2 separate regions of the Mus musculus genome follow, and region 2 is linked to region 1. Evidence: chromatin loops called from intact Hi-C (ENCODE). Cell type or tissue: left cerebral cortex. All regions are shown on one strand. Each heading gives the region's core, and the rest is flanking DNA. Links, peaks and the distances in the headings are about the cores only.

Region 1 (12,024 bases), core at 2,020-10,019:
ATTAATTTGATGTAGTATTACCTAAAAACAGAAGGACAGAGTAAAAGTTGCATTTTGGAAGGATATGAACGTTCCTTTTGTGTAAGTATTGTTTGTTTTATTCATTTATCTATATCTGTTTTCTTAAGACAGGGTTTCATGTGGCCCAGACTGGCCTGAAACTTCTGATCCTCCTGTCTCCACCATCTAAAGACTGAGATTACGGATACAAATTACCCACCCTGGAGTTATCCATGTCTTGAGACTATAAAAACATTCTATTATAAGTACTAATCTCTGAAACAACTAAACTTGGTATACGTTTATTACACGGATAGCAAGCAGCGTCACCTATGACTTCAGCATCCTTAAAGACTAGTCAGAAGGCCTAGTTTACTTATTGAGACAAAATTAAGACTGAGTAAGAAAGCACCAAAATCTCTTATAAGATTAACACTGAGGATCTCAGTAGATTGTCAACAGTTCACAGAACATCCCAAGAGTCTGAATATGGCACACTAGGTGTACTTGGAAAGTTGTGACTGGCCATAAGTCTTTTCACAGCAGTACACAGTTATAATACGAAAACTATGTAAGATGTCTTATGTATAAAAATTGTCACAGGTGAATCATGTATAGTTGAATATACTAAGCAGAAAAACCAAATTATCCTCCTCATCATTTCTAAGGTCTCTGAATCAAGAGTTGCAATTATACTGAAAACCACACACTGTGATATGCTAGCATTCTTTACTTTAAGAAGTAATGCTACTTCCTAAGATGGGACATGGACTTAGAATATGTAAGTATAATTTCCTGGAAAAAAAAACACGCAAGTTATTACATGCACAGTCTAGTAGAGAAATATTCTTTCAAATTATTTAAAAATTTAAAAAACTTGAATACCTTCTAGTCATAGGGAAAAAAATATTTTTCTCAAAATCAGACCTTATTGCTAACATCAGAAAGTACTATTGTTTAGCTTCCTTAGGTCATTTAAAAAACAAGTTAAAATTGTTTTATGTTTTAAAAGCCACTTATCTCCAGTATATGGTTAAATATGGAGATGGTATGTAAGTTATTTGGCAAAAGCTACTCTTAATCTTTGATCTTTAAAGCTAAAATACCATTTTAAAAGCCACTAAATACTACCTGAAAACTCAGCTTTAGGAATTACCATTCATTGGAGAAAAAAAAAAAAAATCAAGAGACAGCCTTATCTACACTTAATGCTTTTACATAAGTACTTTCATCCCACTCTTTCCAAAAAGAAACCATAGCATCCTGAATATGTAAGATGCTAATCAAATATTAGTGGCAAATGTTTTTCATGGCTAACTAATATGAAAGACTGTTGAGCACTAAGCAAGGACAGGAAACCAATCTAGCATACACATGAATCTGTACACAACAGGCCCTATCATTATTACAGTTAACAGTAAAGAGGAGCTCTTAAGAAAGCTAAGGCACAAAGAACTTCACACATAACAAAGTATCTCTCTTTTTTTTTAATCCTTTTTAAAATCAAAGAGCTACTCTCTACTGAAATTGTCTATTTTTAAAAGGTTTCCCATATAATGTTAGTACACCATAATTTCTAAATCTTGTAATACTGGCCTAGTTGAATTTTCCACACAAAATGGGAGGTTTGGAATTCCTGTTTGCAATCACACTCCCCTTGCTCTGATTAGAGACCTAAGCAAAGGATTGTCTTTACATAGTCTCAAAGGTCTGAAATTAGGGAAAATACTGTAAAATACAAAGACATACCATCTCACTCAATACTAGAAGTTATTTGAATATTGACAGCTCTAAAGACATAGCTGCCCGTAATATCTGCCAAGTGTGAATGTAAACTGAGAAGGTAGATAGGAACATATATATTCCATTACATTTCCCCAAGAGCTTTGATCGGATTCCCCTAAGTTCATGCATGTCTCTGTGTACAGACACGGACGTTGATCTGGGCTATTGGATGAAAATAATCAGAGCTGCATCTGTCTGAAAATACATCATCTAGCTTGTCATTATCAAAGCAGAAGAGGAGAGTTGAGGTATTCCCCGACAGAAGATCTTGGTAATAACACCTACAAGGCAGGTAGTGTGATTAGCTCCTGTCCCCACCGCATGAGATGCTGGGAGGTGGATGACAGGACGTCTGGAGACCCACACATCAGTCTGCATCCTTTTCCTCCCCCACCCGCTCCGCACTCCTTTGCTTCACTCACGTATAAAACGCACTCTCCATCGCATTCGAAGCTGAGGTGTCCAGTGGGTAGGTTTTTAAGGATCATTTTCCTAGTGCTTTAAATGGGATCTAACGACCTCGGACAGCCTGGGGTTGAATGCTATTGCTGCCAGCCCCCGAGGCTCACCTCAAGCTTGTGGTTGATCTGGGACACAGTCTGGGCTTTGTGGCATAGCTGCGCAAAGCAGGAGCTAAGGCTGGTCATCTTCTGACGCCCCTCATAAGTGATGTCCGCCTGGTCCGGATCGATCTCGCCCAAAAGCAGATCCACATCCACGAAGGCCTTGTCGAACTCCTTCTCCAGCACCTCAAGCCATCGGAACATGGACACCCCGCCAGGGGAGACCCCCACAGGGCAGGAGGAGCCCCCTGGGCCGCCGCCGGCTCCCGCCGGGCATGGGCCACCCGCCGACATGGCGCCGTCCAGGGCCTCGCCGACTGCTGCTCACTCTGGCCGCCCGCCCCGCGCGAGGGGAACTGCTAGCACCGCGGCGCCCCCCGCGCGCGCGCACACACAGACACACACGCACACACACACAGACACACACCCGCCGGTCCCCTCCCTTCCCTCGCGCCGCCAACGCCGGCAGCGCAGCTCCAGAGCAGCAAAGGAAGCGGGGCTGAAGCAGCGACAGCGACACGGAAGACCCGCCCCGCCCGCAAGCCGGCCCGCCCCCGCCGCGCGTGCGTAGCGGAGCCCAGAGCAGGCGCAGCCCAGAGGGAGAAAGTGGGCGGGGCCGTACGAGAGCTTAGCCAATGAAAAGCCTTCGCCTCCACAAGCCTGTCTGCGACCATTTTGACGACCGGCAAAACCCTGAGAAGCAAAGGGTTGAGGTGGCCCCTTGCAAGTGGGGAAGACCGGAGGAAGGGAAGGGAAAGATTCCACGTCGCAGAGGGGACCGGCTTCCGCCAGTTTGGCTTCACAGTGGGCCTGGAACCGGTCCACAGACGTCTAGCAAAGTTGCTACTGGGGTGTCAAGGGGCTCGGGTGGGAGCGGGGAGGGCCGTGTGTGCATGCGCAATAGCCACGTTTTCTCTTCCGATTTCCAGCTCTTAGGGCGGGAGGGTGGGGACACTGGCTAATGTTGCTAAACCTGACGGTGCATTCCAGCCAGAAGCTGCCTATGGAAGCTACTGAGCAAGTTTTGTTGAATCAATGGTTCCTCCTTCTATGATTGACAAGCTGGGGTTCTAGGCCAATGTATTATTACATACTAGCTGCCCCACCTCAGTGGTGTTACCTTGCTTGGGTAACAAGGTTTCCAAAGTTTACTTCACTTGGCAATTAAGGTAAAGTGAAAGTGTTATCACTTGGTACATAGCACTCATCTTACTGCATCACAGATCGTATATTTCTAAAGCAACCACTTGGGATGCTGTAATCATCTTATAAACTAGTATTGTGCTCGTTCCCATGTTATTTTCATATGTTCATAAACATTGAATACATATCCCGATTGAGGCACTGAGGACATAAAATCTAATGAAACGACCTCATCCAAGCCGAACTAGTAAGACAGTGAGGCTCTCACGACTTTTAATTCCAGTGTTGCGTGCATTTGAGAGCATTTATCAAGAGCTTTCTTTGTGTCCTGCCTCTCATCTCTTCCACTTCTCCAACTCCACCCCTGTCTAAACCAACAGTAGACTGTCCGGAAGGGAAAGGAGAAGCCAGACTAATTAGAGTAGGCAGGTAGGAATTGTGCTTCCTGACTCGCCTACGGGAGTATGTGGAAAATTAGTCCATAATCTTTCGGAAGTTGTTCTTGGGACGGACCTTTCTAATAAATCATCAACCAAAGTCTGCATGGCATTGTGTGCCTCTCATCAAAGCAGTACCAATAAGAATTAAGAAATAACAGATTTAGTTTGCACTCTGGTTACTCCAATGCATGACTGCTTACCATCAAGCAAAAGCTATTATGACTTCAGCAAACTTAGACAAGTAAAACTAACCATGCAACTCTTCCCTTGAGTTTAGTCAGAGACTGTCTCATAGGCTTAGTACACAATAGTATAAAACATCCTCTTCGAATGGTTGGTTGTATTTTATATATAAATATATAATAAAATAATTTATCTATATCTACCTACCTATACACACACACACACACACACATCCCACTATCTGCTACTTAGCAGTAGATGTGACTATGTAGCAGTTGCCACATCCTGTGTGCTCATTTTCTTGGTATTCAGTGGTGACTTTAAATGTTTATGAGGTTTCCTAATAGAACATTTTGCCCGCTTTGATTTGGGATTTTGCAATTCTGGAAGTCACAACAGAACATGAATGTGGAAAAAGAGGCTTGATGGGTGTTTGGCCTAAATGTGTGTGTGTGTGTGTGTGTTTGCCCTAAATGTATGTGTATGTCTGTGTATCATAAGCATGCATGGCTCTCACAAAGGCCAGAATAGAGTACCAGACCCTCTGGAACTGGAATTACAGATTCTGTTAGCCACTATGTGAGTTCTAGGAACTAAATTCCTCTTCAGCAAATACTCTTATCTACTAAGCCATCTCTCCAGTCTCCTTGCCTACCACCCCTCATGCCAGTCTGTTATATTTTTGTATACAATATTTGCAAGAACACTGAGAAAACTCCAGGCTATTTTCTCTAATGATACTTCTCCCTGCCTGCTGAGGAACATGAAATAAATAAATAAAACTTACTGTGTGAGAATGGGGAAATACTTGGAACAATAACGATACCTTTTAATTAAGAATGCTCTATGTATAGAGTTATTTCTTTGATTCTCAAAGCATCCTACAGTAAGTATAATTACTCTTTTATAAGTACATTGTAGACAGATTAAATGTTTTAGTAATGGCACACAGCAGACATTTTAATGTAGGTCTCTTTGGCATTAGCTACAGGATACAGAAGAATAAGGAATCTATTTCATATTGCTAGTATGAAAAATTGGCAGACCTTTTGTGAAAGCCTTTTGAGACAGTATTTCTCAGGTGTATACATATAAAACTATAAACAACGTGTAAAAATGCATTTCCCATTGTAACGCCTTTTAGATAAATCACACAAGTGCAAATTATATTTCTTTTAAAATACCAAATTTACTAATTACGTGAGAGACTCTGAAGTATATTTTGTGCTTATGTGACCATTCTTTTATTTTTTTAATGAATGAGACAATTTATTAACCCAGCATCCATCTAATGCTTCTTGTTGGCAGTTGCCACCTGTCCTGAGATCCTGTCCAGATCTCTCTGTCCCTGAGGTGTTAGCTTTCCGCCCCCATCTTGGTCCTTTTCCACCATTTTCAGCCCCTCCAGGGCTTGGAGGTCCCGGTGGGCCACACTCTTAGAGCCGCTGCTGAAGTGGCTGGGCCTGACACCATTTCTCTGCCTTCCTCTGTAGATCTTGGTCATAGAACCAACCCCTGCACCCCCGTGGAGGTACAGGTGCCGTGCTGTGGAAGCAGCTCATGTGTAGAACCAGTTCTCATATGGGGCAAGCTCTTTATGTTTGGCCAGCTTGACTGTTTCCACCCATTCGGGGACTTTCAGCTTCCCGGACTTTTTGAGGAAGGCTGCCAGAGCTCTGACGAACTCCTGCTGGTTAATGTCTTTTACAGTAGCTCCAGGCATCCTGCGGCGCTGCCAGCCAGGGGAAAGGAGTGACCATTGTTCTTATGGCTGATAATGATCCTAATTTTCAGCATGAAAGAACCCAACTTCATTTCTATCACAGCCTTTACAACTTCAAGTAATGCCATGTCATACCTTGGATGTCTCAGGTTAGTTTCATGTCACATGGTCACATGTCACATTATTATACTACATCTTATGGACTGCCACATTCTATGGACTCATTATCGTAGTATTCATTGATGACTTTAAATGCACATGAGGTGTCCTAATAGAACATTTTGCCTACTCTAATTTGGGATTTTGCAGTTGTGGAAGTCTCAATAGAACAGGCAAGTGGAAAAAGAGGCTCAGTGGTCAGGTGCTGCCATCTGTTGTCAGTGTGCTCTATCTGCATTTGTTGCTTTGTCTTTGCTGGCATTTGGACTTGGATGTTTTGTATTGTGACACTTTCACATGGCTTTAAAAAGACTGTTGGGTTGGGAGATATTTCCAACTCATAAATCATGCTTGTGTGATTTAAAATAAAATAATATAACTAAAACTAGTCTGTCTTTAATTTGTCATTGTTGCTTTGAGACAGGGTCTTGCTATGTATCTCTCTGGCTGGCCGGGATCTTGTTTATAGACCAGGGTGGCCTAAAATTTCTAACAATCATCCTGTCTCTGCCTCTCAACTGCTGAGTTTCAGACATTCAGATTGACAATCTTGTTTTGTTCATATTGAGTTTTACCACTAAAGACAGAGTGAAGACTGAGGAAACCAGAGAAAGTGGGAAGATTCTGGTGTGTCCTTTGGTAGTTGGTTGGTATCTGTAAAGTCAGTGAATGGTGTAGATTCCTCTAGTGCACCACCAATCGTAGTGACACTAGAAAATATGGAAAGCCTGCCTTGCACAGGCTAGTGAGACTATTGAGTTTTAAAGTCTACTCTGTTCCAAGGTTTATGCTAAGCATTCTGTGTTCCCATTGATTTCCTGTAGCCCTGCCAGGAGTAGGAAAAGAGATTAGATTCTCTGAGTAGTTTTAAACAGTTGTATGATGGGTTAAGAAATGTCAGGAAAGTATTGCCATTTTCTTTTAACAATGTGGGGAAGCCTCAGAACATTGTACTTATTTTATAGTCATGATATTTGTCAAATAAAATTGTTATGATTTATACATTTGAGAAATTCATACAAAAGAAGTAAATTTGAGTGTTTTGGGGTGACTTATTAAGCCACATTCTTCCTCTGTTTCTTTTAATATAAATGGGGAAACTCCTTGTCTTATTCTAAAAATGTGAGAATTTTGGTGGAGTGACTTAGGGTTAGCTCAGTCACCTGCCTTTCTTTTCTCATGTGCAGCTGTGGATTCCATTCCCACTTAGGGTTCTGCAAGTGTCTGCTATAGTGCTTTGTGGTCGCCATATGAAACACCTTAGCAGGTAAGCCCTACGCTGGGACCTGCTTAGGTTGAAATCTCAGATGCTAGCTTGGGAGATGGCTCAGCAAATAAAATGCTTGGTGACCAAGAATGAAGGCCTCAGTTGGGACCCTTAACACCTCATAAAAGAAGTCATATCTGGTGGTGTGCATCTATGCTCTCAGTGCTTTGAGACAGACAGGAGGCTTCTGGGGTCTTGCTGGTCAGCCCATCCAGCTGAATCAATGAGATCCAGTTTCAGTGAGAGACCTTGCTTCTAAAACTAAATTGTAGAATTACAAAAGTCACTTACGGTCACCCTCTGGCCTTTTCTTTATATGAACATGTGTGCTTTCACACACACACGTGCACACACAAATTTTGTAAAACAAAACAAAACAAAACAAAACAAAACAAAACAAAACTCAAATTCTATGGACTCCGGGAGGAATGCTGTAACTGTAGATGACTTTGAGGGTTAAGATAATTCATTATTTACCTAGGAAATTCTAAAAGCAGTTGCTTTTCAAACACCTTTGATACATGCAACAGAGCATATCTAAATAGATTTTTATACTGTCTAAGGCATAGACATATTTCTTAATCCACATTAGTCTTTAAAATTTAAATAATATGTCTTCAACATAGAAATGTTTATTTAGCAATATTCTGTCTTGTTTATTAAGCTCAGGATAATTTAAGGTTTAAAATTGTTTTCTTCTGTTCTACAATTAAAGGGTCTCAGATGCTATATTTTGTACGGTGTATACAGACTTAAAGCATGACAAAAGTTTTCAGTTCCCATTTCTTTGTACTGTTAAGACTAACTTTCAGTTAGTCTTTAAGCCCACACTCTTCATTTACCGTCCCCCACTGCTCATTATCTAAGACCACTATCTATCAATGGCTATCAGCATTTACCGGTCATTGACTCTTTCTCTTTATTCACTGTCAACTTACTGTTTACTTCCCAGGTTGTCAGTCTTCATAGACCAAACACAAACTCCCGCTCATTAACCTCCTTTGCTATGTTTCTAATAGATTACTTCTATAAGACCCTTCCTGAAGAGGAGGTACATTTCTAAATACATTTTCTTTGCTTTGTACTTCAATTTTTAGACTACACGAATGCATTGACAGAACTACTTATGAGACTTGCTTTGTAGCCCAGGTTCACTATTCTTCTGCCTCAGCCTCTTACGTGCTGGAACTGTGGGTACCACTATTCCCAGCTGTCTTCATTTTATGAGAGAAAACAAGACAAAACAAAAAGAAAAATGAAGTGTATTTTTTCTGTTTTACTTTAACACCTGTATTCAGCATGTTTCAGAATAAACTATTTTGAAAGAACTGTATATGCATTAAAATATCCTTAAAGTATTTTTTAATACTAAGAAGTCTATGTGTTTTTTATTTTTGTAAAGCTTTCTGTTAAGTTTATGGTCAGATTATGAGCCAGATCAGGCCTGATATAGTAAGTCAATTTCTTTTCTGGACTTAAATTTTCTATGGATAGTAGTGAAGAGGTTATTCAGAATATTATCTCTGAGCTTCCTTCTCATGCAGATATCCTGTGACACTAATTAAAATTCATCAAAATGTCAGAAACAAGAGTTAAGTCCTCCATTTAACACATCAGGAACACTCACTTAAAAGCAATTTCTACAGAGTTCTTCATGGTGCCTTTGGTGATAATTGCTCCAAAAATAAAATTTTAGAGTAGAGGCCAATTATTTTTGATCTTTGGTTTTTAATAGATCAGTAAAAGTCAATATTCATTTGTGTTTCCTGTAGTTTTTTCCTTTTTTTTTTTTTTCAACAATGGCAATACTGACATTCTGGACTGTAAATTCCCCCCCCCCCCCCATGGGTGACATTTGTCCCTATAGGGTGTTTAGCTGGATTATCTTTGCCTATTACCCACTAGAAGCCAATAACACTGTCCCTTCCCCTATAGTTTCATGAGAACCAGAAGTGTTTTACTTTGCAGGCTGTCCCAGGAACGGCTCGTATGCTATTGCTCTTGATTCTGGTCATAACTTAAGAACAACTTGCACACTGTGCCCAAAGCCCTTGAAATCCTGCGAACAAAGAAAAAGGAACTCTTTGCAGCAGGAATCCACTTAGGTGGCACCTACCTTGATTTTTACACAGAGCAGCCACATCTATAAAGGAAAAGTGATGGTACCTACATCAGATATCTGAATAGGACCTGGGAGAAGCTACTGCTGCTGGAAGCTCAAACCACTGTTGCCAATGAGAACTCTACCAATGTCAGGCTCATCTCGTCTCTAGGAACGAATTTCAGTGAGCTTTATTGAAATATACTGCCTGCCACTGGAGCCATTCCTACTGCTGGTAGCTTCATTCCTAGGCCCTTTATTAACCTTATTCAAGCAACTTTCCAGGTCACATGTCTTCTAGTAGTGACAGGTCCAAAGATGAACCAGCAACCCCTCACAGAGGCATCTTTTGTACATAGATCCTTCTCTGCAATGTGAACATGGCCATTTCATGTAGCCAAAGAGCTCCCTCAGCTGCAGTGTTGCAGTGAGTGATGGCTTGAGACGTTCCGTGATGCACAGCACCATCTCCTGTAAGCCCTCGTGAGAAGTCATACCCCATGCAGGTGAGAAGGAAAGGGAAGGGATTGCAAAAAGGCAGTGGTCAAGGAGAAAGGCCAGGGGGTAGGGTCTGTGGCAGCTCCTGAATTTTCTGTGACTACTCCCGAGGTGGAAGACAGATCTGAAAATATGTAGGTGGCTGCTGGGCCTGCCCAGGAAAACTGGAGGGCTAAGGCACTGACTGGGCTCGGGGACTGGCTACTGAGCACTGGTCTGTAACTCTCACTGCTCAGGCCACTAGGTGACTGGGAACAACCTAGCCTTAAAATAAAAATAGGTTCTGTGGAGGAGAGTAAAAATAATAAGTCAGGAAGGAATCTGATGTAAGAAGCTGAACCAAAACCTAGTCCAAGCCCATTTCAAATCTGGAGGCGATTAGTTCCTTGAGACTGTGCCGAAAAGATTAAAACCTAGATTTTGGTGTACATATTGAATAGAGCTGTTGGGTAAATCATTGTGTTTCTGTGCTTGAGAAATACATCACATTCCTTGATCAGCATTTCCTTCCTCCACCCTCCAGGAAACCTGGTAAAAACATCAGAAGTGCTCGGAATGAACCACATGCCTTATTCTTGATCTTAGGCATTCAATTACTAGAAACCTGAGCCATGTATGTCTAGCTCTTGGTCAGAATGCAGAAGCTCCAGATGTCAGTAGAAAGGAGCTGAGCAGCAGGGGACTTCCTGCTGCTATTTCTTTTTTCTTTTAGACAGGGTCTTCCTATATAAAATAGACTTGCCTAGAACTCACAATTCTCCCGTCTCAGTCTCCTGAGTTGAGATTACGGTGTTCCACCATACCAGGTCTATAGCAACTTCATAGCACAATAAATACTGAAAGGAGCCTTCGATCTCCACATTAGATGCTACAAAATATGAAAGTAACTTAAAGTCATCTGTTTAGCAACATCCAGACGCACATAAAATGTGCAGTGAGCATTTCTCTTGTCTTTTCAAAGCCTAAGCCTAGAAAAGGGCTAGAAAAATGTTTAACTTTGTGATATAACTAAAGCTGACTTCCCTGCCTTCTTGCTATTTTTTGTCCTTAAAAGTTTTATTACATTTTGCTCTGTGTGTGTGTGTGTGTATGTGTGTGTGTGTGTATGTGTGTGTGTGTGTGTGTGTGTGTGTGAGAGAGAGAGAGAGAGAGAGAGAGAGAGAGAGAGAGAGAGAGAGAGAGTAGGGAAAGAGGGGGGAAGGAAGGGCACTTGCAGGTCAGAGGATAGCTTTTGAAAATCAGTTCTCGCCTATGAGTCTCAGGTATTGAACTCAGGTCATCAGGGTTGCAGGCAGCTGCCTTTACCCAAAGAGCCACCTTGATTGCCCTTTTCTATTTTCTTCCAGATTATTAAAATCAATTATACACTTTTTGCTTTAAAAACTTAAAAAGTAACTATTATTAGACAAAAGCAATAAGATATTTAAAGGCATAATATTGATGAAAAATATTTTATCATTCTTAGTCTCTGATAGAATACAGCCTAGCAAATAGAAAAACAAATGAGAAAGACACATAATACTGGTACCCTGAAAGTCAAATCAGTGGTTATTAAGTCAATGAAACTGGCCTCAAAGGGCAATCATATCATCTGAGCTCAGGGGTCCCTGGAGGAGCTTTTCTACAGCAAAGGTTTGCTCTGGAGCACTCGTAGAGGCTTGGCAGCATAACAGAGCTCAGTTCTCTGTTAAACACTCCCAAAGGCCCCAGCTCCAATGCCCTGTGTAGGACACAAAGCTACGACAGACAACCAGGGTACCTGGATAAAATGATCCTCTACGCTTACATCTTTACAAGATTTCACAACCAGCAAATCTCTGTGAAGAAAATAAAGAGCCTTTGTACCATTGTTGTTCGAAGTCAAATAGAGTCAACTAAGTGTTTTGTTTATAATAGACTTAATATTTTTGAATAAGAAAGATATTTTCCCAAAGCATTATGTTTGGGTGAATTAAGAGGTAGATAAACTAAGCTCCTTATCTGTGGTTCTAAATATTTCTCATTGCAACCCATTGTTTCATCTAGCAATAAAATGTCACCAAAATGGTAACAAATATCGAACCTGCCTATTTCCCCTTAATAATTAATGTGAGAAGAAAACACCTGCTAGCTTAGGTCCTGCAAAAATGGTTTTAATATAGGGTCACAGAAAATGCAAAGGT
Region 2 (12,024 bases), core at 1,848-9,847, 830 kb before region 1:
GTTTGTTAGCTGGATCTAGCATTGTGGAATCATCTGGCAAAGGTTGTGTAGGTTTCATAGCTAACAGGAGTTGGGTTGGAGAACAAGAAGAACACATGGAAGAATTGGAGCAAAGATAGATGAAAGCTTTAATATAGATAATCTCTTTCCATTTACCAGTTCACTGACAGTATGTATCAAGATCCCTTAAAATAATTGGATCTAGGGTACCATTAACTACCTATTTGGAGCCATTATCTAGCTGGTACTGAATCCAGACCTTATTGAAGAGGTATATTAATTTTGATGCCTCCAAGGCAAGCGTTAGCTTCAAAGATTTGAGATTTTCTAGGAGACACCCTGGTGGGGTGTATGGAGGTATGTTCGAAGACATCGATTTACCCATGGGGGGGGGGGGTTAATGGATTATTCCTACCAGCGTCCTGAGAAACATCCAGTAACCAAAAAGAAAAAGAAAGAAAGGAAGGAAGGAAGGAAGGAAGGAAGGAAGGAAGGAAGGAAGGAAGGAAGGAAAGAAGGAAGGAAGGAGAAAGAGAGAAAGAGAGAAAGAGAGAAAGAGAGAAAGAGAGAAAGAGAGAAAGAAAGAAAGAAAGAAAGAAAGAAAGAAAGAAAGAAAGAAAGAGAGAGAGAGAGAGAGAGAGAAAGAAAAAGAAAGAAAGAAAGAAAGAAAGAAAGAAAGAAAGAAAGAAAGAAAGAAAGAAAGAAAGAGAGAGGGGGGAGGGAGGGAGAGAGACAGAGAGAGAGAGAGAGAGAGAGAGAGAGAGAGAGAGAGAGAGAGAGAGAGAGAGAGAAGAAAATCAGCCAGGCTAGAAACCCAAGTCATCATGAGGGCTTCTAGTAGCCACCCAGTAAGCCTCAGGCTTACTGTGGAAAGTGTTCTACCTGGATCCAGGGATTTTGAACAGATGCAAGAGCCTGGAAGTGGGGGTGGAGGGGAGCCAGAGCAGCTTTCTTGGGAAAGGTCACCCAAAGGGTTGATGTCTTAACTCGTATGTCAGATGGAGGCGTGACTATAAAATGTCAACAACCCCTTAGCCCCCAGAAAAGGCTGGCCAGCCCTATCTGGGAAATTAGAGGCCCTCCAGCAGACCGACCCTACCAATTAATATGCTGGCGTCTGTGTGAGAATTTTAGCCAACTGGTAAATAGAAGTGTGGAACTGAGTGGGCTTGGTGTGGGGCCAGGCAGAAGCCAGGCCTGCAAGATGGACCAGGATGGCACAGCTCACGTGGTTGAAGTTCGTATGTCCAGTAGTAGCGGCAGTAGGTCACATGATGGAAGCTGTGATGTTGGCAGCAGCGTTCAGCCAGGTGTCGAGAGTTCTGGCCCAGTCCACTGATGGGGTGTAACCACTCTGAGCAGTGATGTACCTATGACAGCCGCTGCCACAGGCTGCGGGGTGCTGGACCATGTATCCACGGTCTTAGCCTCCATTGGGGTCCCCACTGCAGCTGTTGGCATTACCAGCTAAGTTTCCAGGTTTTCGGCACCAAAATGATATGTTATAATGGCAGGTCGAGTCTCAACAGCACACTAAGCCAAGATGGTTCCACTTGGAAGAGGTTTTATTGGGTGAGAGAGAGGTGGCAACAGAAAGAGAAGAGAGGGAGAGAGGGGGATTCTCCTTATTTACATGGAAAATGCAGGTAAAGGTGGGAGGTGAGCCAAGTGGAAGCTGGGAATATGGTGCCTGTTGCCTTGGCAACCAGTCTGCATGTTGTTGGTCGCACTGTCACTTATGTGATGACATAGGTTTGGGAGGTCTTGATGCCAACACCATCAACCAGGCAGCATACACCAGCTGATAAGAGGCTCCCAACACATACAAAACAGAGGAATGCCAGGTCTGGACTTTGAGAAAATACCCTCAAGACTTGGGGCAGCAGGTAGTGGGGAGGTCTGGTGGGATGGGATTAGGGGTGGGGCATCCTCTTGGAGATGGGGTGGGGGCGTGGAGGAGGTGTGGGATGTGGAATAGTTTGAGGGGGAACTGGGAGGGGGATAAAGTCTGGAATGTAAAAAAAAAAAAAAAGATTTAAAGAGTAAAAAAAAAAAAACAAAACAAAACAAAAGACCAAGAAATAAAAAACCTATGGCATTATTCCAAAATATTTCAAAAATACTGATTAAGAACATATTGGAATATATCAAATAATATAAGAGCAACAAACACTCATATAGAAAGAACCCACAACTTTATGCCTCCCTTTCCACAGTTATAACATAATCTTGAAACTTTCTTTTTGCCAACAACAGAAAAATACCAAACCCTTTGTCAAAAACAACTGAAACTTCAAACTTGCTCTATACTGGAATCTAGTTTAAGTAACAACTATCACACAAAAGCTTCCTGTTGGATTTGGATGACAAGCATTGGCCACACACACAAATTAGGCAATCTACCGAGATATAAAAGCAATCTCACTAACTTTACCACTGTAATTACAACAGTTCTATTTCAATGTTTAATTTTTAAGAGTGCATTATTGAAGCAACCTTCTAGAAATTGTCAATTACCCTTATCAATCAACTTCATTCTCACAGGAGATTAGGCACAGAATCTAAAATGCCATGTTTATACAGTTCATAACTTCAGCCATTTATAAAGTCTCCATGAAGAAGGAAAGTTTGGAATCCTAGTATTCACAGCACTGAAGTGACCTGACATTTTGAGTTAGCCATAGTTAAGCTTAATATGAAACATAGTAGTAAAGTTTTCAGTAACACTTACTGTAACTTATATAACCTGACATTCCCAGAGGCTTTTTATATTGAGAAGTTTGCAGTAATTAGAATACCAATGAAAACATCAGAAAGAAATCATCAAATATAACTGTTTTGAAGAAAACAATTTTAGTACCTACCTGTGACAGGTACAACAAGGGAAGACCTGCCCGTTTTCATTTTTTTTAAGTGTGAATTAAAAGTGTGTTTGCCCCTGAATAGTGGAGTGCTGCATTCCATTGATTTTAGTGTTACTGTGCAAAGATGGTGAGAGAGAATTAGTTCTGTGTGTATTCCCCAGAGCATCTGCATTTCTGGTGCTGTGCTGCAACTGTTGCCTTTTGCTGTCTCTGATGTCTTTCTTATTCTTCTCTGACCTCTTCTTCTGGGCAGAATCTAAAGAAAGCCTGTTAGCAACACTGTTGCCCACAGGTATAAAGCAAACCTGTGTCTTTAAGGCACCATGACAGCTATGCTAAAATCTTCATTTGCACTGTGTTTATTCCAGCTGCTCAGTCCATTTGCTTTCCCTTCATTTTCCTCTCTCAATTTCTTAATTATGTAATTTCTAAAGAATAAAAATTTTAAGTTAATGTACCTAACTTGAAAGCTTAAAATACAAATTCTCTTTGTTACTGTTTCCCTCTTAAGTATTAGAAAGTTAGACCATCAACATTATATTTGTTTGAACAAAGGATAATTCTTGTCCAAACTAAAGACATGAACATTGTCTTTCTTTTCTTGTTTTTCATCTTTTTTAAAAATAGGGTTTAAATTGCCTGCAAGTTAAATGACCTTATACTGACACTTATCAAGTACTGAAATTACAAGCACACACATGTATATCCACTGGTGTTCTGTAACTTTCTCTAAAAGATTAACTAGAACCTATCACCTCAAACATAGGAGTTGCCATTTATTTACTATGTGAAAAACATATGTTTTTCATAAAATGGACAATAAGTTTTCCCTGAGTCTCTGCTCCTGGTTTTACATTTGCTTTTTATATGAGCCATTATATAACACATTAAACCCAATACCACAACATATAGGATTGAAGTCCTGTATTCAAACACAAGTCAGCTGGCTTATTAACATTCCAGATGGTATGATGTAAGAATCAGGTATGCAGTATTAAATCAGTACAATTTTTTACAAGAAAAATGACAACACTTGAACAATTAACTAAAAATTGTTTATTTAGTTGCAACAGATATACAAAGCCAATCTTGGTCAAATATATGGTCATAGGCTTACAAATGCAGGATGAATGACAAATACTATACTAAATTCACGTCCCGGCTACTTACATGTTTTTTTTTTAAGTAGCATTAATAAGTACAAAATTTGTTTGTCTAAGTAACATTAATAAGAACACTTCATTTGTCTTCTTAAAGCTTATGAGTAACAATATCCAAAACTGGATTATACCAGTAATTCATTCTTTCAAATGTCTGTGTACAGTGTTACTCTAATTATACTTTCGACTCCAGACTGAGAGTCAGAGTATAGCCCTACCAGATGTCTTAAGACCCTCACCCTGGTGCCAACTTGACTTCTTGGTAATGATGCTCTGACAAAATAGAAAACTCATAGAAGATAGATCCAAGAACAATTGAACAAAATCCCACCCACTTCTATCTGTCTCAGGCTCTGGCTGAATCTTTCATGCACTATGACAGCCAATTCTGAGTACATCCAACTCTCATAAAAGACAAGTGAAAGAAGAACACAAACTGAAAATAATTAAAAGAAAGCCTATTTAGTCCCAAATCAGAGGAAGCTTGCCTGTTAAGATAAAGGATAGAGTAGGAAGTAAAGACCCACTTAAATATATTTTAAGTGTATATTATACTAGCCCTTACCAAACACCCAGAAGTCAACAAAATGATGTAAGTATTTTAAAAAGAAAAATCAAGCTGAGTGCAGGACTTAAACCCCAGCACTCAGAGACAGAGCGTAGGCAGATCTCTGTGAGTTTGAGGGCAGCCTGGTCTACAAAGTGAGTTCCAGGACAGCCAAGGCTAATCAGAAAACCCTGACTCAAAAACAAAACAAAATTCTGACAGCTTTCCTGTGTAAAGCCATTATGACTCTACATAATCAATAGTAGCATATCTAACAAAAAATGCATGTATTACTAGCAAGAAAGTACACTGTTAACGATGCATACTCTATGCTGTTACAGCAGACTAGACGAATGCACATTTGGAAAACAGCTGTGTAAGAAATATATGAAAAGCCACTATGAACCAGAACAACGTGACCGGGAGAAACCACAAGGAGTCTTAGAGTTGGGAAATACGTTTAGTATTCTATTAGATTTGCCCAATCTAAACATATGACTTATAATTAAAATATTTGGACTGTGTGTTATTTATACAGGCTATTAGGGATGGAAATTTTAGCAACAAATTGGTGCACCTTATGTCCAGCTTAGACTCGAACTAACCTGAAAAGAAAATCCACCCCCTAGCCCCCCTTCCCCCAGTATAAACAACTAGGGCTTCACTCTCAAGCTGTGTCCGGGTGGAAATTACACATATAATGAATCTAAGGGGTCTACAGAGAGCTAACTGAGAGGCTCCCACCCCAAGCCCCAAGTAAACCTAGGCAACAAGCGGTAACAACGCAACCCTGAGCTGGGACACAAGGTGGCGCCAATGTCACAACATAGTTTGGGTTCGCGGAGCCTGAGAGAAAAACCAAGGACCCAAAGTAAAGGCTGCCTGAGAAGCAGCGTTCACAACTGAAGATCAGTAACTGATAAAACTGCAACTAACTTTCCAAAGCTTTCTCACGGACACAACGGGCTGATAAAGGCATCTCGGCCCCAAGCCAACCTTCCCGTGCACATTTTCTGATTTCTGATATCCCCCCCCCACCCCACCCCCCTTATAAACAAGGCACAGGACAGCCAAACCAGCTCTCCCAACTACTTACACTGCAGGCTGCCTAAGAACAATACACCTGCCACAGGCTACATCCCAGACTAAAGGCAGAGAGGGCTCAAAGCCGCAAAAGCCAAGAGTCTTTGTGCAGTCAGCCCCTCCTTACTAATAAAAGAATCCGAAAGGACCACAATTTCCTAAATCGAACACCAGAGGGAACCAAAGATACAAGAAACTCCAGACCAAATAATAACACTTAAAACAGTAATTAACGCAATCTCTTTCTCCTTCACTTCCTCCCATGCGAGTAAGGTTCTATAGAGAATTAAGGAGTTTCTTAACTAGTGACTGTAAAAGAAATGATTTGGGTTTTCTTTTTAACAATCTTAGATTCTCAGAGTATATGTGACCAAAGTCTAAGAAATTAAATTTGCCAAGGTTCATTGAAGAAACGTTTGCATTTTCTACAGGCTAACTCTAAAAGCTACACCAGGATCCGCTCTGAAGTAACACTTTACCAGCAAAACGTGTAATTATAAACAGTGTGATATGCCGCCCCCCCATTAAGCAAAGCAAACATTTTGATTGATTACTACTTAACTTTAACTCAACCAACCTGTCCTATAATAGATTCAGTCATCCCAGAGACAACAGCACAATGCCACAGTAATGAAAATGCAGCTCTACCTTTTGTCTATATAACAAGGAGCTACACTAAGGACTGAAGAGTGCTAATGTGCACATACATTAAGAGCCATGGCCCCAGAGAAATAATGTGAAATCATCTAAACCAGGATAAAGACAACCAGGCAATCAGGTAGTGCTGTATAAACAGGGATCTTAAATGCTAAACGACTGCATATATATATATATATATATATATATATATATATATATATATATATATATATATATATATATAAACACTGACATACATACTGAGAACAATTTCCTGAGGGGGCAAACATACACAAAAATAACCATAAGAAGACTCAAAATTAAGAAAAAAATTGGGACATAATACCCAATAAACAAAGAAAAGTGCTAAAATGAACACAAAGGAAAAATCTAGATTGGGTAAATGAAAACTTAGAGAGAGGTTATTTGGAATCAAATAAAAAAGGAAAATAAAATTAAATAAATAAATAATTGGGGGGACAGAAACTAATAGAACAGTCTCACTAGGCAAATAAGTGGCCGAGTAGTTGTCTTAGTTAGGGTTTTATTGCTGTGAAGAGATACCATGACCAAGGCAAGTTTTATAAGGAAAATATTTCATTGGGCTAGCTTACAGATTCAGAGGTTTAGTCCATTATCATCATGGTGGGAAGCATGACAGCATGCAGGCAGACATGGTGCTGGAGAAGGAGCTGAGAGTTCTATATCCTGATCTGTAAGCAGCAGCAGGAGACTGTGTCCACACGGGGTGTTATTCGAGTCACAGCACCATATAAAGTGTTTGTATAAAAAGAGAAAGAGAAAGGGAGATAGTCTATGCCTCAGTGGGGCCATGCGAAGACATCCCTTCCCCCTGAGGGACCAGCCACAAGAAGGTATAGTATAGAATAGAGCTTATTCAGGGCATGGGGAGGGGAGTCAGGAGTTAGGAGGGTAGAAGAGGCAGGGAAAGGCAGAAAGACAGAGAGAGAGAGAGAGAGAGAGTGTGTAGAGGCTGACCATGAGCATGTAGAGAGAGGGGGGAGGGAAAGGAATGGAGGAGGTGAGGGAAGAGCAAGGGAACAAGGGAATAAGAGCCCTAGAAATCAAGAAAGAAACAAGAGAGGGAGGAGGGGGCAAGCAGTCCCTTTTATAGTGGGTCAGTCCTACCTGGCTGTTGCCAGGTAACTGGGGGGGGGGGTGGAGTTTAGACAGAATGCTAATATTGGGTATAGCTTGACTATATATTACTACCTCAAAGCCCACTTCCACAGTGACACACTTCCTCTAACATGGCCATACATAATAAGGCCAAACCTCTTAATAGCACTACTCCCTGTGGAAAAGCATTCAAACACACGAGCTTATGATGGCCATTCCTATTCAAACCATCACAGTAGATTAATCTTCAAACAAAGTTCATAGCTAAAACTACATTAAAAATTAAAATTTCCAGATATCTTCACCAACCCACAAGACAAACTACTCATCGATTCCAAAGATTAGACCCAGGAAGGGTAGATAGAGCTGGTAAAAGAGACAACAAAAAGGGGTAATTAAGTGACTCAGAATTGTGACCTTTTCCTGACTTTCTCTGACAAAACCAAATATGTTTTCTGCTATGTATGTGCCCTTTCTCAAGCAAGAAAGAACATCAGATCCGTTCTTGGGGAAATCACAGCATGCACCCCAAAGGACCTCAGGGCCAACCCTAATCCTGAGTTTTTGCATGAAGACCCTGAGAGATGAAGTGAAGTCTGGGTTGCTGGACAGACTCCAGGATGTTGGAGTTGCCAAAGCTGTGAGACATCTGCCAGGGAGAGTTGCTTACACTGAGTGGAGCCAGCATGTTAGAGATATATTCTGCAGGCAAAAAGATGAAGGGATGGAGCCATCTAAGCCCTGTGATATCACATACTAAGCTAGAGCACTGCTTTTCAACCTTGCTAACACTGAATCCTTTTAATACAGTTCCTTGTGTTGTGGTGACCAACCCCCAACTATAAAATTGTTTTTGTTGTTACTTCATAACTGTAATTTTGCCACTGTCATGATCATAATGTAAATATTGGTTTTCAGATGATATTAGGCAATGCCCTAAAAATTCACAGCTGGGAATTGCTGACCTGGGGATTTGGCATTTACATAATGCCTTATCAGTCTTGCTTGGTCCAGCATTTTCTGACTATGTTCCCATTTCTCCTTTAAGGAACATTAAATGTATATCCGGTTCCATTGTAGGTTGAAATTAATTCACTTTTAGAATTCATAGGGTTTTACTGAGACTGTGGAAGACTCTTGGGGCTTTTGAAATGGGGTTTTAATTACAGTTTCCATTATAATAATGGCCTCTGAGCCTTCGGGACTGGCTTGAATGAGAATGTCTCCAAGAGGGTCAAATATCTGAACCCTGGTGGTAACTTTACAGCTACACCTTGCTAGGGGCAGACTATGAGGCTAGCACATAGACAACCCTCAATTCCAGTTCACTCTCTCTGCTTCATATTTGGGGTTTAACATGTAATCTTTCAGCTCCTTGCCATGATGGTGTCATCTCTCTGGAAGCACAAGCCAAAATAATCTCTTCCATAAAAATGCCTTGGTCATGGTATTCTATTACAGCAACAGAAAAGTACATAATATAGACTATAAATAATTAATGATTAAAACATTTTTTTCTTAATCTTAAAAGGTTCATGATAAAATTGGGCACCAGAAGAGTAAAAAGTACTCAACACTTGTAACCATTAATGTAGATAGCAATTCCACTAAATACTGCAGTCAGTGTCATCCTCCTGCATAGCAGAACTGCTCCTCCAGCTTCTGGATGCTGGCAGCCATGTACTCATCCTACAACCAAGAAAAGGCAACGCGATAAACAACAGTTACAGCTCCCTGCCACACAATTAACTTTAAAACCACTGACAGATTCACAAATACAGTCTCACTTTTTTAACCCTAAAATAATTAGGGTCCACTGTTCTGATTATTTTGTCTTTAAAGTAAAGCTATAGGTGACAACTAGTGGTATTCATTGTCCAAACTGCAAACGGCCCGTTTTTACTGGTTATTAAATTTTGTATGTTCACTGTACTTTTTTCAAAAATTAGACACATGAAAAGAAAATGTTTACTCTATGCAGATGATTAACTGATAGCACTATGTACTAGATACTTGTTTATTTTTCCTAATTCTCAGTATTACTAGCAATCCTGAGAGAAACTAAAATATACTAAATTGTTCTATACAAGAATATCTACTTCCTCAGGACAAAATTCTTGACAGTAAAATGAACCTTAAAGGTTAGAATTTAAAACACAGAGTTAGTGAGTAGAGTCACATGTTATACCTGAAGCCAAATCATATACTAAAAAAAAAAAACAAAAATAGTCTAGACACATTGCTTCTTCTAACACTCCTTCATGGTGGATTGAGCTTCTGTATGGGGAGAAAAAAATAAGTAAATCTCATATAATACTGTACTTTCCATTGCTATTTTATCAAGGGAAATAGGAAATTTGAAAACCCAAATGTCTAATCAATACAAGGCAAAAAATTAATACCAAGCAAACTTTCTCAAAAGCATTATTTTCAGGTTGCTTTATCAGTGCAATCTGTCCAGAGAACATCCTTCCTACAGTTTAAACCTCATATTTAAACACTTTTCAAGTTTTCAACTGGGTAAGAGGGGTCTATGGAGAAAGGATCTATGCTCTCCTGAATAACAACACTTAACATTCACTTTGCATAAAACATCAATAAATCCAACTAACAGTCACTCACTTGTTGACACTAATTAGTTAAACAATCTACTAAAATATTCCTTCATCTGACCTGAAATGGCTCTTAAACTGTGTCATACTAGCCACTCAAGAAAACATACACACCATAACATATCTGCCATACAAACTTCACCCCCAAAGAAGTTAATTAAACGCACACATCATAAGAGACTGTCCATTGTGATAACAAATATCATATGTGAAACTGAACTATAATATAGCAAGGGGGTATTACTGTATTACTACCCATGTCAAGATGTGCTCTTGAGAAATTACTACATGCAAGAGGTCAAGTGTAAGGAGGTTTATTGGCAGAAGGGAGGGGGGTGAGGACCTGCAGACTGGTAGAGGTAGGTAGACAAGAGCAGATCCATGAGAGCAGAAAAGGGAAGACAGGAGTAGAAGACAGAAAACACTGGCATCCTTAAGGCAACACTTAACTGGACCATACAGCACCAGAATTACCAAATGTTGGCATGTCTCAAGCTTCAGGCTTAGGAACTAACTAGTAAGCTACTTAAGTCATTGTTAGATCAAAAGAGGCACAAAATTAAATTCTTCTAGCTACAACTTAGGCTATCACTGCATTATATTTCATAAATTAATACAATATTTACATTGCTTTCTGTAATTATATAAATTTATATCAAAGATTATTGTATGAAGCCTTACATACACTATCAAAGTCAAATTAGCTTTGTTAAGATTTATGAGAATCTTTAACACTTAAAACGTGTTTTATCCACACACATGACTCTTAGTTTTTGAGATGATCTTTGATTTGGTTTCTTGCTACATCCACTCCAGTGAAGTCTGTGTGACAGGCCTAAAAGCCTGGAAGCAGTCCTGAGGCAAAGAATTTCACAGAAACTTAACCTCCTCAGCATTAGTCTGGTATATGGATCTGTGTTCTTTCTTTTATTATAGGTGCCTCCAAGAAATGATTTTACAAATACTTAAATCAGGTTGAACTTTACTCCCTGGCTTTTCACTCCCTGGTTTTCACTAATGTCCTAGGCAGTCCTTGAGCTAACCCTGAGCTTGGAATTTTGTAAGAATGTCATTCATCCAGACAAAATGCCTCAGTGTTGACAGTTAGTAATCAGGCATCTCAGTTTGCCGGATAGGAGTTAGAAATCTCAGGGCAAGCTTAGCAAAGTATACTTAGAATCTTCATTAGAGTCAGGTATGGCAGACTACATTGCATATTAGAAGAAAGTTGGTGAGTTCTTCTGACAAATGGAGATTCCCTACAGATACTTAAAAGAGCAGCCAAGTTACTCCCATATATAAGAATTTACCATGGCCTAGGAAAAAGGAGGGTTGTGGTTTAAGGAGGAATTACAGTATTGCATTATTCATGAAAAGGTCTGCTAGAGTAGAACCTCCTGGTGCTTTCACAAAGCTCAAAGAAGTTGCATAAATTGTGACTAGGGTGTAAAATCCTTACCTGGCCCCTGTCATTAGCTGACTCAAGGCAGGGCTGTTTTATCTTTATTATAAACATTGCCTGGTTCCTGCCAGTCCTTTGAAGACATTCTTCTGTTTTGTGTCAGATAACTTCAATGTACTGTGCCTGCTGTAACACCCTACTTCTTTGTTTTCTGTTTTATATAAAACTGATGCTAACTTTGACAACATTACATTCAGATATACACTCTCTCTGTGTCCATATTTGTTTGTCATCCGTGCCAACTCCTTGCTCGCCAGTAACTGGAACCCTGAGTTTTCCTGCAGATCAGGGACCTGACTGAGGTCCATCTTCAGTAGTTTCCCTTTCTGACATTTGTATTAATGACCTACTATACATGAAAGATGGCTAAAGACACACAGAAGTTGTCAGCTAAGTCATAGGAGTAAGAAAGAAAATTTAAATGTTTTAGGGGCATATGTAAAAGGTCCTGACAATAATTACTAATTCTGTGGACAGAAGAGTGTGCTTTCAAATTTGCACTAGGCAGGTACAAGGG

The links. Peaks named below come from ENCODE experiments on the same cell type or tissue, not always from the same donor. Only the 100,000 strongest peaks of a DNase experiment are listed, where the experiment ranks them.
Region 2: it touches region 1 in a loop (4-fold over the local background); 2 of 42 quality-filtered maps call a loop at or near these places.

What each region holds. Positions count from the first base shown.
Region 1 is chr10:52,379,257-52,391,280 of GRCm38, forward strand. Gopc (golgi associated PDZ and coiled-coil motif containing) reads right to left here and starts at 2,868. Exons shown (of 9, transcript NM_001199272.1): 1 at 2,355-2,868. The coding sequence starts at 2,642. It also overlaps the pseudogene Rps19-ps10 and a transcript of Nepn not described here. In left cerebral cortex, for the core only: a CTCF peak has its summit at 6,205 (motif pointing left); DNase peaks (open chromatin) are centred at 2,208, 2,441, 2,916, 3,842 and 1 more place; H3K4me3 peaks cover 1,861 bases; H3K27ac peaks cover 1,812 bases.
Region 2 is chr10:51,548,159-51,560,182 of GRCm38, forward strand. No RefSeq gene overlaps it. Among named protein-coding and RNA genes, the nearest start is that of Gm46224, 26 kb to the left of the region's middle. In left cerebral cortex, for the core only: CTCF peaks have their summits at 5,363 (motif pointing right) and 5,835 (motif pointing right); DNase peaks (open chromatin) are centred at 5,386 and 5,813; H3K4me3 peaks cover 434 bases.